Regions from separate parts of the Homo sapiens genome. Here region 2 is linked to region 1. Evidence: read pairs that join two places in POLR2A ChIA-PET (ENCODE). Cell type or tissue: HepG2. All regions are shown on one strand. Links, peaks and the distances in the headings refer to the core of each region. The heading gives the core; the rest is flanking DNA. Region 1 holds the start of SOWAHA (sosondowah ankyrin repeat domain family member A). Region 2 overlaps KIF3A (kinesin family member 3A).

Evidence for each region. ChIA-PET counts read pairs that join two places held together with the same protein. Peaks named below come from ENCODE experiments on the same cell type or tissue, not always from the same donor. Only the 100,000 strongest peaks of a DNase experiment are listed, where the experiment ranks them.
Region 2: POLR2A ChIA-PET joins it to region 1 with 5 read pairs; 5 of 35 experiments call an interaction of 5 or more read pairs at or near these places.

What each region holds. Positions count from the first base shown.
Region 1 is chr5:132,805,291-132,818,760 of GRCh38, forward strand. It overlaps SOWAHA (sosondowah ankyrin repeat domain family member A), which reads left to right and starts at 8,012. Exons shown (of 1, transcript NM_175873.6): 1 at 8,012-11,496. The coding sequence starts at 8,332. The coding sequence ends at 9,981. RefSeq lists silencers at 3,187-3,481, 9,047-9,116 and enhancers at 9,156-9,656, 9,657-10,157. In HepG2, for the core only: no CTCF peak of the experiment used is centred there; no DNase peak of the experiment used is centred there; H3K4me3 peaks cover 1,163 bases.
Region 2 is chr5:132,708,041-132,724,429 of GRCh38, forward strand. It overlaps KIF3A (kinesin family member 3A), which reads right to left. Exons shown (of 19, transcript NM_001300791.2): 5 at 12,569-12,674; 6 at 8,805-8,944; 7 at 8,205-8,402; 8 at 7,717-7,891; 9 at 2,919-3,017; 10 at 867-938. Among named protein-coding and RNA genes, the nearest start is that of KIF3A, 21 kb to the right of the region's middle. In HepG2, for the core only: a CTCF peak has its summit at 6,860 (motif pointing left); no DNase peak of the experiment used is centred there.

The sequences.
Region 1 (13,470 bases), core at 6,614-9,113:
TCAGGACATAGGCATGGCAAGGACTTCATGACTAAAACACCAAAAGCAATGGCAACAAAAACCAAAATAGACAAATGGGATCTAATTAAACTAAAGAGCTTCTGCATGGCAAAAGAAACTACCATCAGAGTGAACAGGCAACCTACAGAATGGGGAAAATTTTTGCAATCTACCCATCTGATAAAGGGCTAATATCCAGAATCTACAAAGAATTTAATTTACAAGAAAAAAACAACCCCATCAAAAAGTGAGCAAAGGATATGAACAGACACTTCTCAAAAGAAGACATTTATGCAGCCAACAGACACATGAAAAAATGCTCATCATCGCTGGTTATCAGAGAAATGCCAATGAAAACCACAATGAGATACCATCTCACGCCAGTTAGAATGGCGATCATTAAAAAGTCAGGAAACAACAGATGCTGGAGAGTATGTGGAGAAATAGGAACACTTTTACACTGTTGGTGGGAGTGTAAACTAGTTCACCCATTGTGGAAGACAGTGTGGTGATTCCTCAAGGATCTAGAGCTAGAAATACCATTTGACCCAGCCATCCCATTACTGGGTATATACCCAAAGGATTATAAATCATGCTACTATAAAGACACATGCACATGTATGTTTATTGCGACACTATTCACAATAGCAAAGACTTGGAACCAACCCAAATGTCCAACAAGGATAGACTGGATTAAGAAAATGTGGCATATATACACCATGGAATACTATGCAGCCATAAAAAAGGATACGTTCACGTCCTTTGCAGGGACATGGATGAAGCTGGAAACCATCATTCTGAGCAAACTATCACAAGGACGGAAAACCAAATACCACATGTCCTCACTCACAGGTGGAAACTGAACAATGAGAACACTTGGACACAGGGTGGGGAACATCACATACCGGGGCCTGTCAGAGGGTGGGGGACAGGGGGAGGGATAGCATTAGGAGAAATACCTAATGTAAATGACGAGTTAATGAGTGCAGCAAACCAACATGACACATGTATACCTATGTAACAAACCTGCACGTTGTGCACATGTACCCTAGAACTTAAAGTATAAAAAATAAAAATAAAAATAAAAATAAACAGCACTTTGAGCCAGGCACATTGACAGCTGCCTGTCATCTCAGCAACTCGGAAGGCTGAGGCAGGGGATCACTTCAGCCCAGCAGTTCCAGACAAGCCCAGGCAACATAGCAAGACTCTGTCTCAAACAACAACAACAACAACAACAATAAAAGACTAGCATTTTGCAGGCCTCTCAGATTAGGCCCTTCCTAATTCAGACGGTGTCCCACATGAAAGAAAAGCTGACCCCAGGGAACACGTATTCTATTTTATGGAATGAAGTGTTGCCCATTAAAAGAAAAAAAAAAGAAAGAAAGAAAGAAAAAGAAAAACTGACCCCCCAAATGTCCCAGGGGTAGGGGAGCAGGTATACTCTTTTAAATAAAAACTCAGGCCGGGCACGGTGGCTCACGCCTATAATCCCAGCACTTTGGGAGGCCGAGGCAGGCGGATCACGAGGTCAGGAGTTCAAGACCATCCTGTCCAACATGGTGAAACCCCGTCTCTACTAAAATACAAAAAATTAGCCGGGCATGGTAGTACACGCCTGTAGTCCTAACTACTCGGAGGCTGAGGCAGGAGAATCCCTTGAACCCGGGAGGCAGAAGTTGCAGTGAGCCGAGACTGTGCCACTGCACTCCGGCCTGGCAACAGAGCGAGACTCCGTCTCAAAAAAACCACAAACAAAAAACACCTCATACCTGAGAAGGCAAGGGACTGAAAGGGATGATTAAAGATGGGTAGCAAAGGGCACCAACTGCTGGAGATTCATGAAGCCAGGACACAGCTTTCCAAGTCTCCGTGGACCAGGTCTGTGGCTCCCTACTTAGCAACCAAGCAATAGTCTGAGCAATCAGAGAAGCAGCAGCCTGAAAAATGAACTGCAGAGTCAAAAACTCAGTCTACAGCAGAAACACGTGAGCTGACACTTTCACTCAGATTTAGAAATAAAGTTCTTTTGACCTTAGAGAGAAGTGGGCTTAACAAGCTGCAGGCATGAGAGAGGTCCCCTTTGCTTCCCCTGGGCTGGAAGCAAGAACAAAGCACGATTTGTTCCGGAAGTTGACCGCAAAAGCTTGATATCTGGGCAAAGTCCCTTTACAGCCACTGCTGGGCAGCCCATCCCCCTCAAGTCCCTGGAGCTCCTGCCTCCTGGGACCGGAGGAACTCTTCTTTACAGATGAGATGTATTGGTGAGACACCAGGGGGCAGAGGTGGCAGGCTGCGTTGGATAAACGCAATGGAAGGAGCTGATTTGCACTGCCATGGTAGGGGAGAAGACATTTACAAACATTAAGCATCCGCTACAGCTCTTGGTGGGGCCTAGGCATGGGGTTCAGAGGGTAGTGTGGATTGGAATAAGGAATAGAACAGAACAGAATACAGACCAGGCGTGATGGCTCACGCCTATAATCCCAGCACTTTGGGAGGCCGAGGTGGGCAGATCACCTGAGGTCAGGAGTTTGAGACCAGCCTGAACAACATGGTGAAACCCTGTCTCTACTAAAAACACAAAAATACCATTGGCAGGCATCTGTAATCCCAGCTACTCAGGAGGCTGAAGCAGGAGAATCACTTGAACCCAGGAAGCAGAGGTTGCAGTGAGCCAAGATCGTGCCATCGCACTCCAGCCTAGGGGACAAGAGCGAGACTTTGTCTCAAAAATAATAATATAAATGTAATGTAACATAGCATAAGATTATGAAATTATTTTATTTTATATTTAAATATTGTAGCTTTAAAAATTACAGAGGGCCTCTACCCTGATCTGCTTCATATTTAAGATACTGAGATAAGAACAAATAGCCTTCCTATTTCATTCTCCATGTTCAAGACACATCATGGAATTTTATCCTTGCTATAAATATACATTTTATATTTGATTTTCCTAATGTTGCGGGCAAACTGCTGGGTCACTGGAAGAATTGATTCTCTGGCCTCACTGGCAACAGGGCATCAAAACTGAAAAGCAGCCTGGGGAACTGGATGTCATTAGCATCCTCACTGTAATGTTTGCTCAAACTATAAACTTATCACTTAAAATATTAAAGCAGAGTATGTTCAGAAGCACAAGCATAAATAAAAGTTTAAGTAAGGTATTTGTGAGGAGTTTTTCCCTACTTTATTTATTAAACATTCAGAACATCAATTTTAAATCATCAGTGACCTAACTTTGCATGGTAAATGAGCATAGGCAGGTAGCCTGGGGTTCCAGTTTGAGCTCAGCCAATTGTTAACTGTGACCTTGGCCAAGTTTCCTTATGTAGCTCAGAGCCTGAAGCCTGTTAAGCACTGTCAATAAACGGCTTGTACTAGCAATTCCTGTTCAATCAGTATTTAATCCTTGTCTACTCTTAGCGATCATGAAACCACCATTGCAAAATTATAACTGAGACAGTGAAAGAGATCTGATCTTACTAACTCCATCTTGCTTCTAACCTCCAAGTTGTCCTTGTTCATTCCTGAGCATAGGCCAAATTAACTTTGGGAGAAACTTAGTTTATAGTTTGAAACAAAGATGGTAACAGCCCTTTCCCAAAATGAACTAGACTGCCTTTGTAGAATTAACAAATTAGCCAAAAGATTAGATTATGGTTTAGAAGTCAGGCAGCTGGAGGCTGCAAGATTCTAAACCTCCCCAAATTGCCCCTGGGGATAACGTCACTATTGTGAAGCCTAAGATCAGTTCTTGAGATATTTTGCAGACCCTGTACTTGATGCATCAGCTGGCACCACCCAGGCTCGTAAACTGGCTCATCTGGTCTTGTAGCCCCCACCCAGGAGCTGACTCAATGCAAGAGGACAGCTTCAACTCCCTGTGATTTCATCTCTGACCTGACCGATCAGAACCCCCAATTCACTGGCCCCCCTACCCACCAAATTATCCTTAAAAACTCCAGTCCCTAAATTCTCAGGGAGACTGATTTGAGTAATAATAAAACTCTGGTCTTCTTGCACAGCCAGCTCTGTGTGAATTACTCTTTCTCCATTGCAATTCCCCTGTCTTGATAAATCGGCTCTGTCTAGGCAGTGGGCAAGGTAAATTAATCCATTGGGGGGTTACAATCATAGTCAAAATTAGTTCAAACCACATAAATCAATAATGATCTTTAACAGAGAGTGCTCTCCCTCATCTCTCTTCTTGGAGACAAGAGATGGTAACAAAAGTCCAAGTTGAAGCTTCACTACCTATGAGATCATGGAAATGACTTTTCAAGGAACACAACAATTGGCCCAGAAAAAGGTAGGAAAATAAAATATAAAAAGTAGCTATTGAAATGAAAATTAAAACAAAGGGAATATAACTTTAAAAGTGAAAACAAGACAATATAATGCAAGTTCTGTTTCTGAAGTATCTTTGGCACCCATCCACTGTCCGAGCTTGATAAGCCCTACCGTCTTCCACTGGACCCTGCCACTACCTCCCCAGGGTCCCCTCTTCCGCCCATTCGCCACACCAGTCTTGACTAAGGTAACATGGGTTCTTAGCAACACGCGGTCTAATCCCATGTGTACCAAATGGTGTAGATGGTTGTGTATATATCTATGGATGTACAGAGAAAAACTCCTCACAGCATAAACTAAAAAATATCAAGTGGCTCTCTAACATGTGACATATTCTTTTTATATTTTAGAAACTATTGAGAATTGGAAAAAACATTAATTCTATAATCAGAAAATAAAGCCACTTTTTAAAAAGAAGAAAGCAAGCTCTCAATGACATTCTACTGCAAACAGGGCAAAGTCCAAACTACCATTTAAGGCCCTTCACCCATCACCCCAGATGACTTTTCCAACATTATATTTTTCCATATCCCTGGCACACACCCTGAACTTCAAACACACTGGACACTCTTTACCCTGAATTCAGCCTTCATAGTCCCACTTTCTTTTTTTGTTGCCCAGGCTGGAGTGCAGTGGCACTATCTTGACTCACTGCAAGTTCTGCCTCCCGGGTTCACACCATTCTCCTGCCTCAGCCTCCCAAGTAGCTGGGGCTACAGGTGCCCGCCACCATGCCCGGCTAATTTTTTTGTATTTTTAGTAGAGACAGGGTTTCACCATGTTAGCCAGGATGGTCTCAATCTCCTGACCTCATGATCTGCCCACCTCCGCCTCCCAAAGTACTGGGATTACAGGTGTGAGCCACCACACCCGGCCCACAGTCCCACTTTCAAGCTTTCACCTATCCTGTTCTCATAGCCTGCCTCTTGGAGATGTCCCAGTCCTCCCTCTTCCCTATCCTTCCCCACCCCTTCACCCCCCATCCCCCACGTGCTCTGGTAAGTACCTGGAGCATTCATTTCATTTGGCTATGTCACATAATTAATTGTACTTAATGTTTTTCTCTTCTCCACTAAGCAGTAAGCTCTTCAAAGGCAGATTGTATCTTCTACCCAGAGTATCTGGCTTACAGCCTTGCACCCAAAGATATCCAATAGATGTTTGTTGAAATAAATTATTGAGGAATGCAGAGCACGATACACCTGAGGCAGTTTGCAGAAGGCTTTACAGGGGTGGGCCTTGAGGTGAGTCTAAAGAATGGGTAAGGTAGGGCAGGCGCAGTGGCTCACGCCTGCAATCCCAGCACTTTGGGAGGCTGAGGTGAGTGGATCACCTGAGGTCAGGAGTTCGACACCAGCCTGGCCAACATGGTGAAACTCCATCTCTACTAAAAATAAAAAATTAGCCAGGCATGGTGGCACATGCCTGTAATCCCAGCTACTTGGGAGGCTGAGGCAAGAGAATTACTTGAACCCGGGAGGCGGAGCTTGCAGTGAGCCAAGATTGCGCCATTGCACTCCAGCTTGGGCAACAAAAGCAAAACTCCATCTCAAAAGAAAAAGGGGGGGCGCTGGGGTAAGGCTAGATGCAGTGGCTCACACGTGTAATCTTTGGAGGCTGAGGTGGAAGGCTCGCTTGAGGCCAAGGGTTTGAGACAAGCTTGGGCAATATAAAAATAAAATTAGCTGGGTGTGATGCTGTTGCGTGTGATGGTGCGTGCCCTGCGAATTCTACTCCTAGGAGCCTATCCTAAGGAATTACTCAGAAAGGTGCACAAAGTCTTATATATCAACAGCATCATTTATAAGAATTAAAAACTAGAAACAATATAAACAATGAAGAACAAGAAAACAAAGTATAATACTACATTTATTTGATGCTATCATTAAAAGTTGTATGTTTTTGAAGACTAGACTAGCTATTGTCATTGGGAGGAATGCTCACAATATAAAGTGAGGGGGAAATGTTTAAATTGTTTGCATCTTGGGGACAGGGCTGAACTCAGAAATTGCCCCTGGGGATTGGATTGGGGAAAGGGGACCCTTTACATTTTAGTCTTCTGTTTTCCTTTTGAGTAATACTAATAGTAGTGACTATACTACTAATAATAATTCAAATGATTACTGTAAGCCAAGCATTATGCTAAGTCTTTTGTGTTTATTTTCTCACTTAATTCTCTCAACCATCTGAGCAGGTAAGTACTATTTTCCTCATTCCTTTACAGACAAGAAAGCTGAGGCACAGAGAAGTCAAGGCATTTGCCCAAGGTAGAGCCAGAACTCAAGTGTAGAATGTTGACTCCAGAGTCTTGTTTTCTCAGCTACTACAATATGCTGCTTCTGGTTAGATATATTTGTAGTACTGCAATTATTTATTTATTTATGAGACAGGGCTTGCTCTTGTCATCCAGGCTGGAGTGCAGTGGCGCCATCTCAGCTCACTGCAACCTCCACCTCCCGGGTTCAAGCGATTCACCTGCCTCAGCCTCCGGAGTAGCTGGGATTACAGGTGCGTGCCATCACACCCAGCTAATTTTTGTATTTTTAAGTAGAGATGGATTTCACCATGATGGCCAGGCTGGTCTCGAACTCCTGACCTCAGATCATCCGCCCAAGTCAGCCTCCCAAAGTGCTGGGATTAGAGGCGTGAGCCATCGCGCCCGGCCTGCATTTTAAATTAAGGAACTGATTCTACCTCTGCCAGGCAGTTCCCTCAACTAGAAACCTCTTCCCCGTCTACATAACTCCCTGATCTCCTTCAAGTCCTTGTTTAAATGTCACTTTCACAACGAGTACTATCCTGACTGCCCAGATCAAAATTGCAACCTGACCCTCATCCGTTATACCCCGCTGTGCTTTTTTCATAGCATGTATTTAGTATATCATATAGTTTTCGGATTCACCATATGCTTCTGTTCTCCTCCAACACATGAGCCCCACTAGGTCACGGGTTTTTAAATCTGTCTTGCTAACTGACGCATCTTAGCCAAAAAAAAAAAAAAAAAAGTCCTGGCACAAACTACGTGCTCAATACCTATCTGTGGAACAAACGAAGGTTTAAAACCATGGCATGACTCCGCATTGCTTTCTTACTTTAAAGCATAAACATACATACACACATGGGAGACAGGGAGAGGATATTTCAAAATGTTAATGGTGATTTCAAGTGATTTTTTTTCCTTCTTTATGTTTTCCTCTATGTTTTCCTGTTATGTTTATGTTTCCTGTGGTTTTATACCCCAAATTCTACGTGAAAATGTATTCTCTTACCATGAGAAAATTGCTTTTGAAAACGTCTCTCTAAACCTAGAGTAACGTGCATTGCCGCGCAGAGTGAATTGGTTTTGCTGTAAATCTCATGAAGCCGTTTTCCTGCATGAAACACAGTAAAAAAAAAAAAAAACTGGAGTGGTATTGACGACCTTTAAAAAAAAAAGATTGTTCTGAAATCATCGCTTGGTGTTTTGCAGTGGTTAAATGTTTATTAAAGGAATAAAAATCCATTCCTCCTTGGCGGACCGCGGCGTCCCTAGGGAACACACCCACCTAGCAACCGAGACCAGAGCTGGAGCGCTGCGCCTTTAATTCTGGGGCGGGCGGGGGGCGGCGGGAATTTCTGCTCCGGTTCCCTCTGCATCGCGGGGGCAGCTGTCACCTGTAAGGCGAGCGCGGCGCGGGGGATGGAAGCAGGCGCCCATTGGACAGAATACAAAGGCAGAAACCTACCCCGAAGGCCGGGGCCCGGCGGGGCGCTGGGGGTGGGCGCTCCCCGCGGCCCCCGGCGCCCTTCGCCCCGAGACGCCCCGGCCCAGCGGCACTGGCGCGACCGAGGTCCAGCTTCGGGGACACGCCCGGCTGGCCGCGGGGAAGGCACCAGGTGAGCGCGGCCGCGCCTCCCGGAACCCCGCTCCCGCGCGTCCCGCGGCGACGCGGCGCCCACCCGCCCCGGGAGCCAGGAACCCAGGGCCCCACCATGGCGCTGGCCGCCGCCGCCGCCGCTGCGGCTGCCGGGGTGAGCCAGGCGGCGGTGCTGGGCTTCCTGCAGGAGCACGGCGGGAAGGTGCGCAACTCCGAGCTGCTGAGCCGCTTCAAGCCGCTGCTCGATGCCGGCGACCCGCGGGGCCGCGCCGCCCGCAGGGACCGCTTCAAGCAGTTCGTCAACAACGTGGCGGTGGTGAAGGAGCTCGACGGCGTCAAGTTCGTGGTGCTGAGGAAGAAGCCCCGGCCCCCGGAGCCCGAGCCCGCACCCTTCGGCCCCCCGGGGGCAGCGGCCCAGCCGTCGAAACCCACTTCGACGGTCTTGCCGCGGAGCGCCTCTGCCCCGGGAGCTCCGCCCTTGGTCCGGGTGCCGCGGCCAGTGGAGCCGCCAGGGGACCTGGGTCTGCCAACAGAGCCACAGGACACCCCGGGGGGGCCGGCCTCCGAGCCCGCTCAGCCGCCCGGGGAGCGGTCCGCCGACCCACCGCTTCCAGCCCTTGAGCTAGCCCAGGCCACCGAGAGACCCTCCGCAGACGCGGCCCCACCGCCTAGGGCCCCTTCTGAGGCGGCATCGCCCTGCTCTGATCCGCCAGACGCGGAGCCCGGGCCCGGGGCAGCGAAAGGGCCGCCGCAGCAGAAGCCCTGTATGCTGCCGGTGCGCTGCGTCCCGGCCCCCGCCACGCTCCGCCTCCGGGCGGAGGAGCCCGGCCTGCGCCGGCAGCTGTCGGAGGAGCCGAGCCCGCGGAGCTCCCCTCTGCTGCTGAGGCGGCTCTCGGTGGAAGAGTCCGGTCTGGGCCTCGGCCTGGGCCCGGGCCGCTCCCCGCACCTGAGGCGCCTGTCGCGCGCCGGCCCGCGTCTGCTGAGCCCTGACGCCGAGGAGTTGCCCGCCGCGCCGCCGCCGTCCGCGGTGCCCCTGGAGCCGTCCGAGCACGAGTGGCTCGTGCGGACTGCCGGGGGCCGCTGGACCCACCAGCTGCACGGGCTGCTGCTGCGCGACCGCGGCTTGGCGGCCAAGCGCGACTTCATGTCTGGCTTCACGGCCCTGCATTGGGCCGCCAAGAGCGGCGACGGCGAGATGGCGCTGCAGCTGGTGGAGGTCGCGCGGCGCAGTGGCGCACCAGTCGACGTGAACGCACGCTCCCACGGCGGCTACACGCCGCTGCACCTGGCTGCACTGCACGGCCACGAGGACGCTGCCGTGCTGCTGGTGGTGCGTCTGGGTGCCCAGGTGCACGTGCGTGATCACAGCGGGCGTCGCGCCTACCAGTACCTGCGGCCCGGCTCCTCGTACGCGCTGCGCCGCCTTCTTGGCGATCCAGGCCTGCGAGGCACCACGGAGCCAGATGCGACCGGTGGTGGAAGTGGCAGTCTTGCTGCCAGGCGCCCCGTACAGGTGGCCGCCACCATCCTCAGTTCCACCACCAGTGCATTTCTGGGCGTCCTGGCTGACGACCTCATGCTCCAGGACCTGGCCCGAGGCTTGAAGAAGTCGAGCTCCTTCAGCAAGTTCTTGAGCGCCTCGCCCATGGCTCCACGTAAAAAGACAAAGATCCGCGGTGGTCTGCCAGCCTTCTCAGAAATCTCTCGTCGACCTACTCCGGGGCCTTTAGCTGGTCTAGTGCCCAGTTTGCCTCCAACAACCTGAAGGTCCCTGGGGCTACCACCTGGTTGATCTATCGTGGCCTGCTCGTCGCAGTCCAAACCCGCCCAAGACTGCAGCCCAATCAACGCCTGGAGCCTCATTCTGTTTCCAGCTTTGTCCAGGGCAGCCTGTTTTACCCAGATGGGCCTGCACCTCCAGCTTCTTTCTGAAGCATGACCCATCTCCAGAGATGGGATTTGAGAAATCAGTGAGAGCTTCCTATAAAGAACTCCAGGAGACAGGCCTGAACTCTAGAGGGAACTTGAAATCCAGGGTCAAAGGTTAAGGGGCAGCAGCTGGTCTGGCCCCTGAAAGCCTTCACCTGATGCCTCTGCAGCTACACAATCCCAAGACAGAGCTAGAGCAAGGGTCTCTTTAAATGTTGAAAGATGTTAGGTTGTCAGCTTTAAGATATGTGGTGGTTTTGTAATTTGATGCTTTTATTCTGTTTTTAAATTGAAATGAGGTAATGCAACTTTCGTAATAACCTTTTGGAATTATATTTTTCCACTTTTAGGCAAAGTGCTTAGACATTTTCAATTTTTTTTTTGCTAAATACTTTGGAATTCTATTTAAAAAATAGATGATCAAGATCTAAAGGAAATTAATCCCAACCAACAAACTTAAAAGTTTATCTACCTCGTTTTAGGCAATCAAGATTCTGGAGAGTCTTGAACACAGAATAACGATTGTGACCATTATGAATGTAACTAATTTCAGTTGTACTGTGAATGCTAAATATTTGCAAACAAGTACATCTTGAAAGTAAAGGTGACTTAGAGAAAAGAGACATTTTGACAGATACTTTTAATTTGTGGTTGTCTCCATCATGAAATAGAAACGTGTTTGGCACTTGTGGGTGGCTATTTTGATTTGGCATGACTACTTAATTTTTTAAAAAAATTGTGGTTTGTGAATTGCACCTTTGTGCCATGTTTCTGAATCTGGTTTTCAAATCCAGTGGAGCCTTTCAGTGAAATAGGTGACTATTAAAAAAGTAATAGTATTACAGAAAAATGAGCGATTAAATAGTAATGGATACAATTAAGGAGCAACTATTTTATATGACTGTTCTGTACAAACAAAAAGTATGTAATACCCATTTTAAAAAACCATTTGAAAGTAGACAACTTATTCCAAAATAGCAAATGCAGAATCTCTGCTCAGTGAGCTTGGATGAGTGGCTTAACTTCTCTGGGCCTTTGTTCCTATCTGTAAATGAGAAAGTTTGTAGATATTGCCAAGATTTCCCAGGCTCAATACAGTGTAATTATTTTATGTTTTAAAGATATGAAATCTGTTTACTCAACCAATTTTTTAAATGTCATATTGTGATAATGCTCTGCTTTTGCAAATTGTGTTTGCATGTCATTAGTTATATCAAATAGTTTTGTGGCATGGGGTAGTGGAGCTTCCCTCCCCACCCCCATATGTATCAGTGAAGCCTTTGAAATTACTTAAGGCAGTCTTTCATGGAATGTTTTGATTGAGCAATGAAATAAACAGTCCTCCATTTTGTTTCTGCTTGAGTGGTGATGTACTTCCCTTAAAAATTGTACAGTTTTTGCTATTGTATTTTTCTTTTCTTTTTATCTAATTTCCTTCATTCTTCTGCCTCTTTCAAGCATTCTGTTATTGAAAGAAGTTGGATTGCTCTGCAAAGTAAAGGAGTCAACCACACATGGATATCGTAATGGAGAACTGTAGATAAATGTGGGCCCTGATGTGACCTTCCCACCTTCCTTGCCTGGAACTCTGCATAAATTATTTTAAAATGCAAATTAAATCTTCTGCCTCTGCTGAAAAATTGTAGGAGACACAATTATAGCAATTGGAGTAGCTGACAGTCTAGAAAACAGAATAAAATACTAGAGATTTTCCATGGTAAAAGAGACACCTGACTCAGACAGGGCCTCAGACAAAGGTCACAGACACAGGTATGACCTGCCTTGATAAAGACAACGTTTAAACCAGCAAAGTAGTAATAACAATAACTAATGTTTATTGCACACTTAAATCAGAGGAGGGTCATTTGAACTGCCAGAAGAATCTATGTGTTTCAGAAGAGTGTGCTGCAAGCCTTCCAAGTGAAGTAAAACATTTAGCAAGAGTTTAGGATCAATATACCTAAAGCTCAGGTGTTAGAAAACACTGCTTTTCCTTGCAGGCCAAAGCTTTCTGCAACTATAAGGTAAGCCGATAAGAAATTATAGTTTCATACGCATAGGGAAAGTTTTTAAGAATCATATATCACCTAGCAGGAGGCACACCGTTAGAAGGGTATTTTCAACACTAACAGAAAATAATTGTGAAGGCAATTTAGCTGACAAGAATTGTCACAGGGACGAAATCACGCCTTTTAATGAGGGAGAATTGTTGATGTAGATGGGTATGAGTCGTATCCATAGCAAGCTTTTAAGTAAAGTTTTACATATCCTTTAATGGAGGTTGGAGGTTATTCTTAAGCATGTCTCCCTTACCTAATGGAGATCCAGGGTAATGCATATACTGTATAACCTGTGCTGATTAAGTGCCAGGCACAATTCGAAACACTTTGCAGGTATTAATCGCAAGTTTATAAGGTATGTACTATTTGTATCTTGATTTTAAAGTGAGGAAACTGAAGCCTAGAGAAGTCATAAGTTACTTGTCTAGGCCTCACAGCTAGTAAATGCAGAGCTGGAATAGTCTCCTGGTTCTCTTTTTCATGACACTGTCTGCTATCCTATTGCAGGAAGCAGGGTGGGCTCATCTCAGCCCTTTTTACTCATTTAGTGTCTTTGGGCAAGTCACCCAGCTCCCCAAACTCCATCTTCCCTGTCTACGGGACAAAAGGCTTCCTGTACCTATTTCACAGGCTGTGGGGGAAGGAAGAGCACGTAGAATGAGTGGATAGAGCTCTTTATGAACTGCAACACCAATGTGGGGTGCCGAGTTGGTTCCAGGGGGTAAATGGCTGCATCCCAAAACCAAATAGCTCTGATTTGTGGATCTGCTTTACATGATCATTCTTTCTTTTTTTTTTTTTCTTTTTTGAGATGGAGTCTCGCTCTGTCACCCAGGCTGGAGTGCAGTAGTGCAATCTCAGTTCACTGCAACCTCTGCCTCCCGGCTTCAAGCGATTCTCCTGCCTCAGCCTCCCAAGTAGCTGAGATCACGGGCACGTGCCACCATGCCTGGCTAATTTTTTGAATTTTTAGTAGAGATGGGGTTTCACCATGTTGGTCAGGCTGGTCTCAAACTCCTGATCTTAGGTGATCTGCCTGCTTTGGCCTCCCAAAGTGCTGCGATTACAGGTGTGAGCCACCGTGCCCTGCCATGATCACCATTCTTTTAACATGTTGGTGATTGTATACATAAGTAACAATCGACTCTACTAGGAAAAATGTATTCCCACAAGAGGGAAATTATCCCATATTCTGTACATGATATCACTTTAGTTAAAATAGAAATAATGTCTTTCTAAACTCACATTCCTCTAGCATTCCTACT
Region 2 (16,389 bases), core at 5,489-7,988, 98 kb before region 1:
TGGGAGGCCGAGGCGGGCAGATCATGAGGTCAGGAGATCGGGACCATCCTGGCTAACACGGTGAAACCCCGTCTCTACTAAAAATACAAAAATTAGCCAGGAGTGGTGGCGGGCACCTGTAGTCCTAGCTACTCGGGAAGCTGAGGCAGGAGAATGGCGTGAACCCGGGAGGCGGAGCTTGCAGTGAGCCAAGACTGCGCCACTGCACTCCGGCCTAGGCAAAAGAGCAAGACTCCGTCTCAAAAAAAAAAAAAAAAAAAGAAAGAACTTTTCTTAAAATCTATCAGGTAATACAGAAATATGGATAAATGTCCATTTGAAATAAAACACTATTCAATTCATCTTTACTTGCTTCAAGCTTTATGTTTTTCTTTATTTGGGAGCCTTTAATCTTAAGCTACCACTAAGAATAGGACACCAAAGTGTAAAAAATTTGTAATTGTACGACATGTTATAATGGGCACTGGTGTACTTCAAATATAATTTGTACTTTTAGAAATACAAGATTTGATGTTACGTGTCCCTTATTCTGAGCAGGATTAGAAATGTGTCATGAAACCTAAAAAATAAGCATAAGAATTATTCTTTTATACAGCTTACTAGCTCTCTTTACATTATCTCAATTGCAAAAGCATGAATCTCTCTTCCATTGTCTCAAACATAAGCTAAAGCCTATGTTTTAACAATTATGATTAACTGGAAGCAATGAAAGGGGGTGGAGGAATCATCACATGCTTTGTTCTACTGAGGAATCCAACATGTATTCTTTAGGTAATGACAGGGAGTGGTGCAGCATTGCTCAAATGAAGCCCATGGGTTATGGAAAAGCCAAAGCTCTGTTAGAGAATGTAAGAGCTACCACTCACTAGGCAAGAACTTATCCAGAGGTTTCTCTATGACAGAACATGTGGAGTCTGAACTACTGCTGCTGCTACTGCCTGGAAAACAAAGAAATGAGCCCAACAGGAACCAAAGAAAGAGGAAACAAGAAAATGAACACACACACAGAGAAAAATTCAGTTTTCAGAGAAAAAAATTTTAAAGGACAATCAAGCTTTGTATTAAAGAACCAAAATTTACTTTCCTAAAAACCAATCTTGGTAGTTTATCCAATATTCTCTACTTTACAAAGCCATACAGAGGAATTAGAAAGTGTACTGCTTTAAGCAACTACTGTGGGCAGATCCTACTGGTCACCTAAAGCCTAATCATTCAAAGGGTTGAAATGACAAGAATAAAAAATAAAGAAGTCATTTGGTGAGATTTTAGTCTACTGAAACTATTTAGGTTGATAAGTTAAAGGAATGGAGTTTTAAAACTCAAAGTCATACACAATAAATATTATAGGAGTGATAAATTACCCTTCATAATAGGTTAGTCTATCTCCACTTTCAGTCTCTCCCTCCCCCAAAATATCAAACTATCAAATATGTTTAAGGTTTGATAGCAAAACTTTCAAAAGGCTCACTGAAAATTTTTAAATTTCTAAGCCTGGAAGGAAGATACATTATTGTTAAATATTTTAACATATTACTGGCATTTTTCTATTTAAAATTTTATTTTTAACAAATCTGTTATCAGCTTTAGCTTTGAAAATAATAATCTACTCTGTGAAAAACTAGGTGTGAACAAAAAAAATTTCTCTAAATCAGGCAAACGTTTTCTGCAAAAGGACAGATAAGTGTTTGAGACTTTGCAGGCCATACGGCTTCATGTGAAAGCAGCCATAGAGCATATGTAAATAAATGAGCATGGCTGTTTTAATAAAATTTTATTTACAAAAACAGGTGGTGAGCTGGATTTAGCCAGCAGACATTTTGCCAATTTTTGCCATAAATCATTATTTTTCTGTCTTTTGAAGTTACAAAATCTTTATAGTTTTTAAATTTGGGACTCCTAATCAAGCAGTGATGGGTTTATTTTTAGCACAATCATTTTAATAAGACAAACAAAATATGCACCAGCTTGAAAACAATGACCACATTAATGGAAGAGAGTTCTGAAATAAATATTTATGGTAAAAAGGTTTGAAATGTAGGCCATTATAATATGTCCATTTCATTTGCATATTATCTATATTCTGATCATAATAAACAGTCTTAATTCACACGTGGCAACAAATCCCCCACAACAGAGTGAGAATGAGAATACATTTTATAAAGAAAAAGAACTAAATTTAAAAATGGAATTCCTCATACAAATTTACTATTTAAAAATTCAATGACTTTTAAAGACTAATCTTGTTTGTGGAAAAACTCCACATTATCCTAATTTCCTTAAAATACTTAGGTTCCAGCCAGGCATGGTGGCTCACGCCTGTAGTCCCAGCACTTTGGGAGGCCGAGGCAGATGGATCATGAGGTCAGGAGATCAAGACCAGCCTGGCTAACAGGGTGAAACCCCGTCTCTACTAAAAATACAAAAAATTAGCCGGGCGAGGTGGCATTTGCCTATAGTCCCAGCTACTCGGGAGGCTGAGGCAGGAGAATCGCTTCAACCTGGGAGGTGGAGGTTGCAGTGAGCCGAGATCGCGCCACTGCACTCCAGCCTGGGCGACAGAATGAGACTCCGTCTCAAAACAAACAAACAAACAAACAAACAAAAAAACTTAGGTTCCTAACACAGATGTAAGTCCCTACATAAAATTAAAACACACAGGAAATTTTAAAATGGCATACCCAGTATTATAGAGTCTTACAATTCTAAATTCTAAAAAAACAGAACATATATTCAAAGTCAGCTATAAACGGATCAATACAGGAGAAAAAATGCAAAGTTAACCAGGTAAATGGCATACATCTTCTGTTCTAATTGTTATCTAATATATTAAACAGATAACGGCAAAATAAAAGTCATGCACTCTACCACCTTGTGAAACCACCTAATTTCTACAAATCAGATTACTAAACAGAACTTACCCCTTCTTTTTTTCCTTTTCTCTCCATCTTCTCCAACCTCACCCTCTTCATCATCATCTTCCTCTGACCCACTGATATCAGAGCCTGATATTTCTTCTCCTTGGACAGAAATTTAATACAATGTTTTTTATCCTGTACGAAGTCATTAGCTATTTAGGAAATACCTATATCAGCTTTCTTCCTCAGATTTTTGTTACTGCAAACAACAAATTTAAATACTATTTAAATGCTCCTAGAAAGTATAACAGATATGCCAATCTCAGACACAGATGAGATATCCAAAAAGACTTTATTTTTAAAGTCTCTAAAGAGAAGTTAAATTCTGACCCACTTAAAATTTCAAACCATTCTGGCTAGGCAAGGTGGCGCACGCCTGTAATCCCAGCACTTTAAGAGGCTGAGGCAGGCAGATCACTTGAGGCCAAGAGTTTGAGACCAGCCTGGCCAACATGGCAAAACCCCATCTCTACTAAAAATACAAAAATTAGCTGGGCTTGGTGGCATGCACCTGTAATCCCAGCTACTTGGGAGGCTGAGGCAGGAGAATCACTTGAACCCAGGAGGCAGAGGTTGCAGTGAGCCGAGATGGCACCACTGTACTCCAGCCTCAACAACAGAGTGACTCTGTCTCAAAAAAAAAAATAAAAATATTCAAATCATTTCTTTATGTATAATTTTAAATATATATATAAATTATGTGGTAGAGTTACTAATTCAGTCTTTTAAAAATGTGATCACTTTTGAGGAACAATTTCTTCTAAAACAGCTTCCTGTTTAAGATTTCAAATAATTCATTCAATCTGTATTTTTAAGAGACACAGAACTGTCATGTAACAATGATCCCACTTTTAGGACTGTATCACAAGATATTTTCAAAAAAAGAAGTGCTTATTTGTACAAAGACAGTGTTAACTACACATTAACTTAAAGATAAAAAACAAAAAAGGAATGATGAAGCCAATAAAACAGATCAGCACTATATCATCTTCAAATTAGCTATTTTTAAATGCCACTGTTTACATATGAAATGTCTAACAAAATAAAATAGAGGAGAAAAAAGTAAAATATACTCTAATCACAACCAGGTAATAATTGTACCTGTAAGTACAAGATGGAAAGGAACACAGAGTCTTGGGAGAAGAAATTTCTGAAAAATATTTTTTTCTTCGGGCTTAGAAACAATGACATCTTGGTAGTAATGAGCACAGCTAGTGCCCAAAACTGGGTTTCTAAATACCATTCTCCTACAGAAGGGACCAGAGAGAAGTGAATGATTCTAAGATTGGGCAAGGAAGACACAAGATAAACCTAAAACCTTTTGTAGTGCCAAAAAGTAATCAAATGCTCAAAAAAACTGATGAGCACATGCTGAAAGAATACAGGAACTACTCTGAAGGATCTCATAATAGCCAAAGCTGGAACAATTCAATGAACAAAATAAATAATGATAACACTGGATTATAATCCATGATCTAAATAAGATAAATACTTGAATAAATAAACAAATGGGAATGAAGGGGCTGTTCTTCCATACAATAGAATCCTAAACACTAAACAAGGAAGAAATGATGAGAATAGAAAATAACATTGAGCAAATGCCACAGGATTATTGTTGCAGACAAGAACTATTGATGAATACTAAAAATAGTAGAAGAAAGTATGACAAGAAACAGGACCTTTGCAGTCTCAAAGTATCCCCCACAAGATACATGTTAATTACGAATGGAAACATAAAACAATAGATTTGCAGTGGAGAAACTTTGCAGGGTCATTATAAAAGAAAAGTAGACAAACCCAAATTAATGAACATTCAACAAATATATGACCAGTACTCTTCAAAAATGTCAAGATCAAGAAAGACTGGGGAATTAGACTGAAGAACAAGTGTGCTAGACATCGTCATTAAAAAGGCATGACATGGCCGGGCATGGTGGCTCACGCCTGTAGTCCCAGCACTTTGAGATGCCGAGGCAGGCAGATCACGAGGTCAGAGGATAAAGACCATCCTGGCAAACATGGTGAAACCCTGTCTCTACTAAAAATACGAAAATTAGCTGGGCGAGGTGGCATGTGCCTGTAGTCCCAGCTACTCAGGAGGTTGAGGCAGGAGAATCGCTTGAACAGGGAGGCAGAGGTTGCAGTAAGCTGAGACTGTGCCACTGAATTCCAGCCTGGCAACAGAGCGAGACTCTGTCTCAAAACAAAAAACAAACAACAACAACAACAACAACAACAAAACAAAGAAAGCATGACAAATAAATGCAGTGTGTGATCCTGGATTGTATCCTGGACCAGGAAAAAGAGGCACTGGAAGGAAAACTGGCCAAATTTGAATAAAGTCCACAGATTAGTTAATAAGACTATATCAATGTAAATCTCCTGGTTTCAATAACTGTTGTATGCTTATAAAAAATGTTAACATGAGGTGAAGCTGGGTGAAGGGTAGATAGGAACTCTCCATATCATGTTTGCAAGTTGCATATAGCCTACAATAATTTTTAAGTTTAAAAATTATTATTTTAATGCTATTGCCTACTTTTTTATTGTTGATATGATCAACTCCATTAACTAGATTATAAAAAGAAATGTCATAAGAGCAAAAATGAACTGAAATGTATTAACAACAGTATTATCATAGAATCCAGCAATTCCATTGCTGGGTACATACCCCAAAAATGGTAAAACAAGAATTCAAACAGGTATTAGTATACCCACGTTCATAGCAGCATTATTCACAATAGCCAAAAGGTGGAAAGAACCAACTGTCCATTGGTGGATGAATGGATAACAAAATGTAGTATATACACAATGGAATGTTATTCAGAATTAAAAAGAAGTCCTGATACATTCTACAACACGGATGACCCTTGAAGGCATTATACTAAATGAAATAAGCCAGTCACAAAAAGACAAATGCTGTATTTCACTTTCTTTTTTTTTTTTTTTTTTTTTTTTGAGATGGGAGTCTCACTCTGCCACCCAGGCTGGAGTGCAGTGGCATAATCTCGGCTCATTGCCACCTCCACCTTCCAGGTTCAAGTGATCCTCCTGCCTCAGCCTCCCAAGTAGCTGGGATTACAGGCGAGAGCCACCATGCCCAGCTAATTTTTGTATTTTCAGTAAAGATGGGGTTTCACCGTGTTGGCCAGGCTGGTCTCGAACTCCTGACCTCAACTGATCCACCCGCCTCGGCCTCACAAAGTGCTGGGATTACAAGCGTGAGCCACTGCGCCCCACCAATTCCGCTTTCGTAAGATACCCAGAGCAGTCAAATTCATAGACAAAGCAGAATGGTTGTTGGCCAGGAACTAGGGGAAGGGAGGAATGGGTACATACTGTTTTTAATGAGTACAAAGTTTCAATTTTGCAAGAAGAAAACTGAAGACGGATAACTGCAGAACAATGTGAATGTAATGCCACAGAAATGTAGACTTAAATGTGATTAAAATGGTAAACTTTATGTTATGCAAGTTTAACCACAATTTTTTAAAAAGGAATAAAATTCAGGCACTTGCTACAATATGGATGAACCTTCAACGTTCTGTTAAGTGAAATAAGCCAGTCACAAGTAGATACTCCATGATTTTACTTATATGAGGTACCTAGAATAGTCAAATTCATAGAGACCGAAAGTAGAATAGTGGTTACCAGAGACTGGGGGAGAAAAGAATAGGAAGTTACTACTTAAATGGGCACAGCATTTCTGTTTGGGATGATGAAAAATTTCTAGAAATGAATAGTGGTGACAGTTGCACAACAATGCGAATATACTTGATGCCACTAACTGTACACTTAACTAACAATGGTTACAATGATAAATTTTATGTCATGTATATTTTACCACAACAAAAAAATGTAAAACATAAAGTCAGCAAAATAAAAGTATGCACTCACCGTTAACATCGCTAAGAAATTAAAAATCTTTAAAACATACTGGCTATAAATACCACCTAGTGGTCACATTTAAAACACCAAATTTCATTATCTAACAGTTCTCTTACTGCTTTTCCTCAATAACTACTTGTTTACTAAATAAGTACCCTCTCTAAACATTTGTGATGCTGGCGTCTCTGAATTTCACCTCTGATCTAGTCAGTCTTCTCACAGACTACAAAGGTGCTTTGAAACCAAAGCCCTGTTTACGTGGTTCGCGAAGGAGCTCTGTACCAATCAGAAAGGATCTGTTTCTCGCATTAAGGTGCAAGGACTCACTCAGCACTTAATGACTGGGAAGCGTCTCACTCTCATAAATAAGATCTTCAAATTTTCCAACTTTCTAGCATGATATTGTTAGAAAAGAATTTCCAAAATACAATCTCATGTTCAAATTTAGGTATGAAAGGATATTTTAAAGGTCATGCAATGCATTTTTCCTTATAGCAAACTTGGTTTACTCATGACTGTCTAATATCTTGCTTTACTTCAAACAATAGTTAGTTGATATTGATTGCAATGCCAGAATTCTGGTCATTTTCACCTAAATACATACATTGCAGAATTTGCTCTTATACAGAGACAAATAAACATTCATTCCTTAAAAAGTGGTCATATGAAATCTACAAAACATCATGCAAATGTTTTTAAAAAACCACATACACAAATATTATGTAATTTTACTTAAGCTTAATATGAAAATGCGAAAGTATGTAAGTACCAAGTCACTTTCTAGAAATATTCATTTAACTACCAATGTTAGAGGCTCAAAAAAGGTTTAATAGAGGGCTTTTGTTAGAACAGTTAGTGGTTCAACAATGTATTTTTAGCCAACATAAAGATTAATATTTTGAGGAAAAGCTACCTTCTTCAAGCTTCTTTTTCAGTTCTTCTATTTCTTTCTGGAACTGACGCAGCAAAGCATCCTTTGGATCTTCATTAATTCTAGCTTTATTTTTAATATTCTTAGCACGATTGGCATACCGTAATGTACTGATAGTTTCATCATAATTGTAATCTGCTGGCCCAATATTTGCACACTATTGAATTAGAAATATGAAACAAATCATTTTACACTTGACAGAGTTAAAATTAATACTACCATTACAAATACATCAAAAACATTTAAAGCACATATGCACCCTTGGCCTTCTCGAAAATGAGAGTGTCAACCACATGAGTTTCCAAAGGACACTATTATGGGCTAATACACGAGTGTACCACAAAAAGGACAACCACAAGTCAAAAAAAGTAAAATAATCAAGTTTAAAAAATGTGATACGTATCAATTATTGGCATAAATTACAATCTTAAATTTGCCTGATGTTAACTATATCACCAATTAAGTCTTACCATCATGGTTTTTGAATTTCCTCCTAAGGAATCCTGAAGAAGACGAGTCAGTTTAGAGTTACGATAAGGCACATGAGTGCTTTTTCCATCAACCAAGGCAGAAATTACATTACCAAGGGTGGAAAGTGAAAGATTGATTTTTGTAGCTTCCTTTAGGCGCTGTCCAGTAGCTCCAGTTTTTGCCTGTCTTTCTGAACCCTAGCAATAAACAGAGATGAAAGTAAAGCTAAAATTTTTTTAAAAATAGAATATTCTTCCCAAGGTTTTATTAAAAAGTAATGTAACAGTAAAAAACCTGATATGATGCCTGAATTCACTTCAAAATAATATAGGAAAGGAAGAAGTGGGGGAGAGTACATGAAACAAGATTAGCCATGAGCTGATTGTTGGGAGTTGGGTGATCAGTGTATGGGGGATCACTATACTATTCTATCTACTTTCATATACATTTGAAATGTTCCATAATAAATAATAAACATACACAAGTAACACCTTAAAAATCATATGTAAATCATACCTTTTCACTTTAATTTTCATTCATTTATAAAATAAATGGATCACAAGAAAGAGTTATTCCTTAAGCAGTGTCCTGTTACTTACAGCAAGATCTACAAGATGGAGCTTCCCCATCCTGACATGCATGTTACCATCAATGCCTTTTTCACTGCATTCTATAGTAATTGTAAAGATGGCATGGGAACGGGAACTATGTTCGTTCATATTAGTTGCACCAACAGAACCTTTAATAAATAAACGAAATCCTTTAAAAGTGTAACAGAGAGTGCCTTTAAAAATAATTAAACATCCTGAACAGTTTAAAACACTTAATTTTATCACAATCAAAAGCCAGAGAGCATGGCTAAACCATAAAGGCATGGGTGTGTACTTAGCCACTACATGAAATTTCTCTTATACTTTGTTGATAACAAATTTGTAAGGTTTCTCATATTAAAGACATAACTTTAGCAAAAAATAATTTCAATCCCTAGTAATACTGCCTAAAAAATAACTAATTTACACCAAAAAACCACATTAATTGGAAAAATTATTGCTGATTTAGCTATCTAAAGAGAAGTATGCATGCTGGTGTACTGCAGGAAGTAAAAAACAATAATAATAAAGAGAATTTTAGCTACTTGGGAGGCTGAGGCACAAGAATCACTTGAATCCGAGAGGTGGAGGTTGCAGTGAGCTGAGATTGCGCCACTGCACTCCAGCTTGAACATATAAACCACAGGAATACTTGCACACATATGTTAGACAATACAACAATATTCAGTGCAGCATTAAAAAAAATAAGGTAGATCTAAAAACGTGGAAAAATGTCCATAACATATAAATTAAAAATAAAAGCAAGTTAGAAAGAAATACATAACATAATCCTACTTCTGTAAAAAAAAAAAATCCATTCAAAATATGCAAAGTATTTGCATATGTGTAAATATATGAATATATTGTGTAAACAAAAAACATTTTTTTACAATAGACCTGTATTAGTTTTTTTCTTAAATTCCAAAGTATTTTAAAGTTAATTTTACTCAATGCCAAAATTATCTTCCTACTATACATTCATGCAGCATTTTTCTGTGCAAGCTTTGATTTTATAATTGAAACATTAAAAGGGTAATCTTTAATGAAGTGACCAAAAGCTCCAATTAACTACCTGAGAATTAAATTAATTTCATTCTATGAATGAAATCTTGTGTTAAAATTTTTAATTAAATAACCAATAATTAACATATTTCTGGTATTTGTTTTTTTAATAAAAGCATACAGAAAGCATAAAGTGAAAGCTCCTGACATTCCTTTTCCCCAATTTTATTTCTCCTTCTCTAAAGGTAACCACTACAATCTGTCCTTTCATTCTGTATTTTATATACATACGTGTAGACACAAACACACACACACTGCCCAAATAAATATATGGTTTAACAATTTTTCACATATAAATAAATGGGGTAAGGCAGTACATACATACTGTTCTACAATTTGCTTTTATCCCCCCACTGACAAACATACTTTGAAAATCTTCCAGCTCTGTGTAGGCACATTTACCTGACTGGGTTTTTTTGTTGTTTTGTTTGAGACAGGGTCTCCCTCTGTCACCCAGGCTGGAGGGCAGTGGCACAATCTCGGCTCACTGCAACCTCCACCTCCCAGGTTCAAGTGATCCTCCGGCCTCAACCTCCTGAGTAGCTGAGATCACAGGTGCGCACCACCACGCCCAGCTAATTTTTGTATTTTTAGCAGAGACGAGGTTTCACCAGGTTGGCCAGGCTGGTCTCAAACTCCTGGCCTCAAGTGATCCATCCGCCTCAGCCACCCAGAGTGCTGGGATTATATGCATGAGCCACCACACTCAGCTTGTTGTTTTTTTTGTTGTTGTTTTGTTTTGTTTTTGAGACAGAGTCTTCCTCTATTGCCCAGGCTGGAGTTCAGTGGTGCTATCTTGGCTCACTGCAACCTCTGCCTCCCAGGTTCAAGCAATTCTGCTGCCTCAGCATCCCAAGTAGCTGGGATTATAGGCGTAAGCCACCACGTCTGGCTGATTTTTTTGTATTTTTAGTTGAGATGGGGTTTCGCCATGTTGCACAGGCTGGTCTCTAACTCCTGAGTTCAGGAAATCTGCCCACCTTGGCCTCCCAGAGTGTTGGGATTACAGGCATGAGCCACCACACCCAGCCTAACTCATTGTTTTTAACAGCTTTATTACAGTCTATGGTATTTTTGTGTCATCATTTACATAATCAGGGTTTTATTGAAGGTTATTTAGATTGTTACATCTAAAAATATTTTCCAGAATGTCTAAAATTAGAAACACAGAGTCAAAAGGAATGTATTTTAAAATGTCAACAGATACTGTTAACAATGCCCTTCAAATAGGCTGCACCAATTTATATTCCATCCTCAGTGCCCATTTCTTCAAAGTCTCACCAACCTACATATCCTTCATCTAATCTGATGGGTGAAACATCTCTCTCTATCTTGTTTTAGCATTTTCCTGATTAGTTGTGAAGTTAAACAGCCTTTCACATACTTATTGCTGTGCTTAGTTCTTCTACGAATAACATACATATTTTTTGCTAATTTTTCTATTAAGATTTGGTCTTTTTCTATTAATTGGTTCATAAGAATGTAATTGATTTTTGAAGTTTTGTTGTTTGATTTCCTTGGGTTTGATATATCTATCGTCAAGTCACAGAAACTTATAAAAATTTTTCATTTCCTATTTCTCATCTTTTACCTCTAATCCCTCTTTTTTTCTTTTTTTTTTGGTTGCTGTGTTGCCCAAGTTGGAGTGCAGTGGCGCGATCTCGGCTCACTGCAACTTCTGCCTTCCTGGTTAAAACGATTCTCCTGCCACAGCCTCCCGAGTAACTGGGATTACAGGCACCCACCACCACTCCCAGCTAATTTTTGTATTTTTAGTAGAGACGGGGTTTCACCATGTTGGCCAGGCTGGTCTCAAACAAGTGATCCACCCACCTCAGCCTCCCAAAGTGCTGGGATTACAGGTGTGAGCCACCGCGACCAGACTTTTCACCTCTAATTTCTAATTGCTATTAGCTGCATCACCAGTACTAGGTTTGAGGCATCTGTATAATATCGCTGAAGCTTCCTACTCTTTAGACTAAAAATGTGACACAATTACTAAAAAGAATACAATTTTTTAATTTAAATTTTGTTTTGCTTTTCTTGTCAACAAAAGGGAAGCATTACAGTGCCTAGTTAATGCAGACTACTGGCCTAGGTTTTTTGGGTTTCTTCCAGGTGGGTTTCTTTAGGACAGGGGCTCCCTATTGTCCAGGCTGGTCTCAAACTCCTGGCCTCAAATGATCCTCCCAGTTCAGCCTCCCGAGTTGCTGGGATTACAGGCATGAGCCACTGTGCGTGGCTATGGCTTAGGTGTGATCACTCACTCTACCACTTAGTAGTTATAGTACTTAGACAAGTTACTTAAACTAAGTCTCACTTTCTTCATTCATAAAGTAAGAATTTAATGTCTTCATAGTCTCCTGTGAGGACTAAGAGAGCATCTTTATGAAGCACTTAGCACAAGCACTCTCCACTAAGAGCTCAATAAACATTACCAATTTTACTATTATAGCTACCAAGAGACAGCCGTATGAGAGTTGCATAGATTGGCGCTACTAAAAAGAAACAAAATTTTGCTCGGCATGGAAAATGATTTGTGGTATCTTTCATTCATCTATGCTCTCTACATGGTAAATAATCAAAGTGGAATGGTTTTCAAGAAACCTAAAAAATCCAGTCTCTACAGGGTAAAGTGCCATACCAAATTTGCTTCTAAACCAGCCTACTCAACACACAGATGCTTAATCACAATTACACACTATACTTACGATTTTTGTGGCCTAGCGTCATAATTCTATCCATATCATCAGCATTATTTACCACATAAGCTGATAAATCTTTGATATAAACTCCCACATCAGGTCTTTCTTTAACCTAAAAAAAAATTAAGACTTTATACTATATCAATAACTCTTCCACAATTATTTATTGAGTATCTCCTATGTGTTGGACACTCTACTAGACAGAGGGAATATACTGATAAGATAGACACTGTTCCTACACGCATGGAGATGTCTATAGGAAGAACATACAAATGAAGAATTACACATAAAAATTATTTTATTTCAATTGTGATGACATGAAGAAAAATACAGAAAAAGTACAGAACACTACTAAGCTAGTGAAGGAGATAGGATAAAATTCCCCAAGATGATGTTTAAGCTAAAATTTCTTTAAATAAAAAGGAGGCAGTTAGTCAGTTGAGGTAGGAGAAGAAGAAAATGTGCAAGAATCCTGAAATAAGAAAAAACTAGGCACTTACAAAAAATTAACAAACCGAAAAAGACAATGTGGCTGGAGAGAGCAGGAAACAGGGAAAAATAGGTGAGATATCTGGTTATATAGGAAGACAGAGACAAGTTTAGAATAGTTTTTGGTCTTTATGGTAAGAATAATTTGGAGAATTTCAAGCAACTGAGGGAAATAATCAGATCTATAGTATCAATGTTAAAATATGATCTTTCTGTGAATTACCTTATGAGAAATTTTAACCAAATTTGAAAAATGTATTTAGGATGGATTTACCTAAAATACAAGTGGCACTGTATAAACAAAATTCACTTTGGAAGGCTCAGAGTCATCTCTACAAACCAAAAGAATAAAAAGTGAAACTGAGGCAGAGGCCTGTGGTTGCCAGTGGGAAAAGCCATTCCACGGGTAGGAAGACCTCATAGACATCGAAGACAAATGAAAATCTGATAAACAATTCCAGGGGAAAACGTTATAAAGGTAGACACTCAACATTCCAGTCGTTGATTTTCAATGTTGTGTGTGTGTGCATGCGCCTTTTATAACAATTGATAAGATAAATTTACAAATTAGGAAAAATCCTTTATCTGTCATGGGATATAAATTAAGCCCTAATTCTATTAGTAGTAAAAAAAAAAAAAGTATGATGATCTCTATAAGCCAGTGGATTTCAGACCTTGCTCTGAAAAGCCCTAGAGGGTCCATGGTGGCACTGAGGCGGCCACTGTAGGAGTTTAGGGGTCTTCAGGCCCAGAGAAGTTCTAAAGAGAAGGGCGCTTTCATGAATTTTACACATTGAGCTTCCACATAAGGTTTGGTTTGATGAAAGTGTTGAAATGCTTTACACCTTTTAAAAGGTTTGAAAATTACTGGTCTATATCAATGCTTCTCAAAAAATCTCTGATAAAGGATGTACATATTTGTAATATGATAATTTTGTAAAATACAAAAATCATGCACTTGGATGCCTTGGCAATGTCAAATTGCTATGGAAGTTTTTAAGCACCTACTCTCAGTTTTTGTGTTCATTCTCACCGCAGACTGAAAATGGACATTCTTCAAACTGACATCTGTCTGCAAACTAGTGGTCTTCCAATCACAATATGCTATTAATTCAAAATTCAATTAATAAGTGTATTCAACTAATAACTGACTAGATATGAAAGATGAAGAAAGAAAATATAATTCCAAATGTGTGAAAGTTAAAAAACTGGATGGAAATGCTACCAAAGAATTTTTATCAAAAAAAACACAGGAATTCAATATCTATGACAAACACAGTTTATAACAATGGATCTCAATGGAAGCAGTTACCCTCTTGTCCTAGAATATTTTAGAAATTTGCGCAAGAGTTTCTGGTTCACTTGAGGACACTGTAGTTATTGACAGGCAGGGACCAGGAATACTAAACATCCTGAAATAAGTGGGACAGTCTCACCCAATGAAGAACTGTCCCACAGAATTTTGAATGTCCTACCAGATATTCACATGGTAAAAAAACTACTTATAATTATCTGAGTCTAGACCCAGATAATTATATCTGAGTCTGTCATATGTAACTTTATTTCACATATAAAGACAAAGTGCTTTTCCATATAGCAATAATATGAGAACACAGAAAAACTGAGGGAAGAATTGTGCTTTATTTCGCTCCAAACTCTACCAAGAGCTAGTCACTATTGTAAAAGACCATGTCATTGGCAATAACACCAATCAAGGGGTTTAGATCAACAATACAACATACCTGTTGACACTGCATTTGTAGCTGTTACAATTTTGATGATTCTATATGCCTCTATTTTATTATGTCATTAAGTGTGGTCATATCTAAGTGTTTACATATCTAAATACTAGCATTTATATTTAATTACTTGTATTCTCCTTTATATTACAGTAGGGTAGTATACGAATTTTTTAAAAAGTATGTGTATAGGTAGATTTTATTAATGTCACATATGAGTTTTATTTCAGGACAAAAACGTATGTTATTTAGAAAGGAGTTGGGATGTGAAGGACCTCTTCAAGGAGAACTACAAACCACTGCTCAATGAAATAAAAGAGGACACAAACAAATGGAAGAACATTCCATGCTCACGGATAGGAAGAATCAATATCGTGAAAATGGCCATACTGCCCAAGGTAATTTATAGATTCAATACCATCCCCATCAAGCTACCAATGACTTTCGTCACAGAATTGGAAAAAACTACTTTAAAGTTCATATGGAACCAAAAAAGAGCCCGCATTGCCAAGTCAATTCTAAGCCAAAACAACAAAGCTGGAGGCATCACACTACCTGACTTCAAACTATACTACAAGGCTACAGTAACCAAAACAGCATGGTACTGGTACCAAAACAGAGATATAGATCAATGCAACAGAACAGAGCTCTCAGAAATAATGCCACACATTTACAACTATCTGATCTTTGACAAACCTGACAAAAACAAGAAATGGGGAAAGGATTCCCTATTTAACAAATGGTGCTGGGAAAACTGGCTAGCCATATGTAGAAAGCTGAAACTGGATTCCTTCCTTACACCTTATACAAAAATTAATTCAAGATGGATTAAAGACTTAAATGTTAGACCTAAAACCATGAAAACCCTAGAAGAAAACCTAGGCAATACCATTCAGGACATAGGAATGGCAAGAACTTCATGTCTAAAACACCAAAAGCAATGGCAACAAAAGCCAAAATTGACAAATGGGATCTAATTAAACTAAAGAGCTTCTGCACAGCAAAAGAAACTACCATCAGAGTGAACAGGCAACCTACAGAATGGGAGAACATTTTTGCAATCTACTCATCTGACAAAAGGCTAATATCCAGAATCTACAAAGAACTCAAACAAATTTACAAGAAAAAAACAAACAACCCCATCAAAAAGTGGGTGAAGGATATGAACAGACACTTCTCAAAAGAAGACATTTATGCAGCCAACAGACACATGAAAAAATGCTCATCATCACTGGTCATCAGAGAAATGCAAATCAAAACCACAATGAGATATCATCTCACACCAATTAGAATGGCGATCATTAAAAAGTCAGGAAACAGGTGTTGGAGAGGATGTGGAGAAACAGGAACACTTTTACACCATTGGTGGGAGTGTAAACTAGTTCAACCATTGTGGAAGTCAGTGTGGCGATTCCTCAGGGATCTAGAACTAGAAATACCATTTGACCCAGCCATCCCATTACTGGGTATATATCCAAAGGAATATAAATCATGCTGCTATAAAGACACATGCACACATTTACTGTGGCACTACTCACAATAGCAAAGACTTGGAACCAACCCAAATGTCCAACAATGATAGACTGGATTAAGAAAATG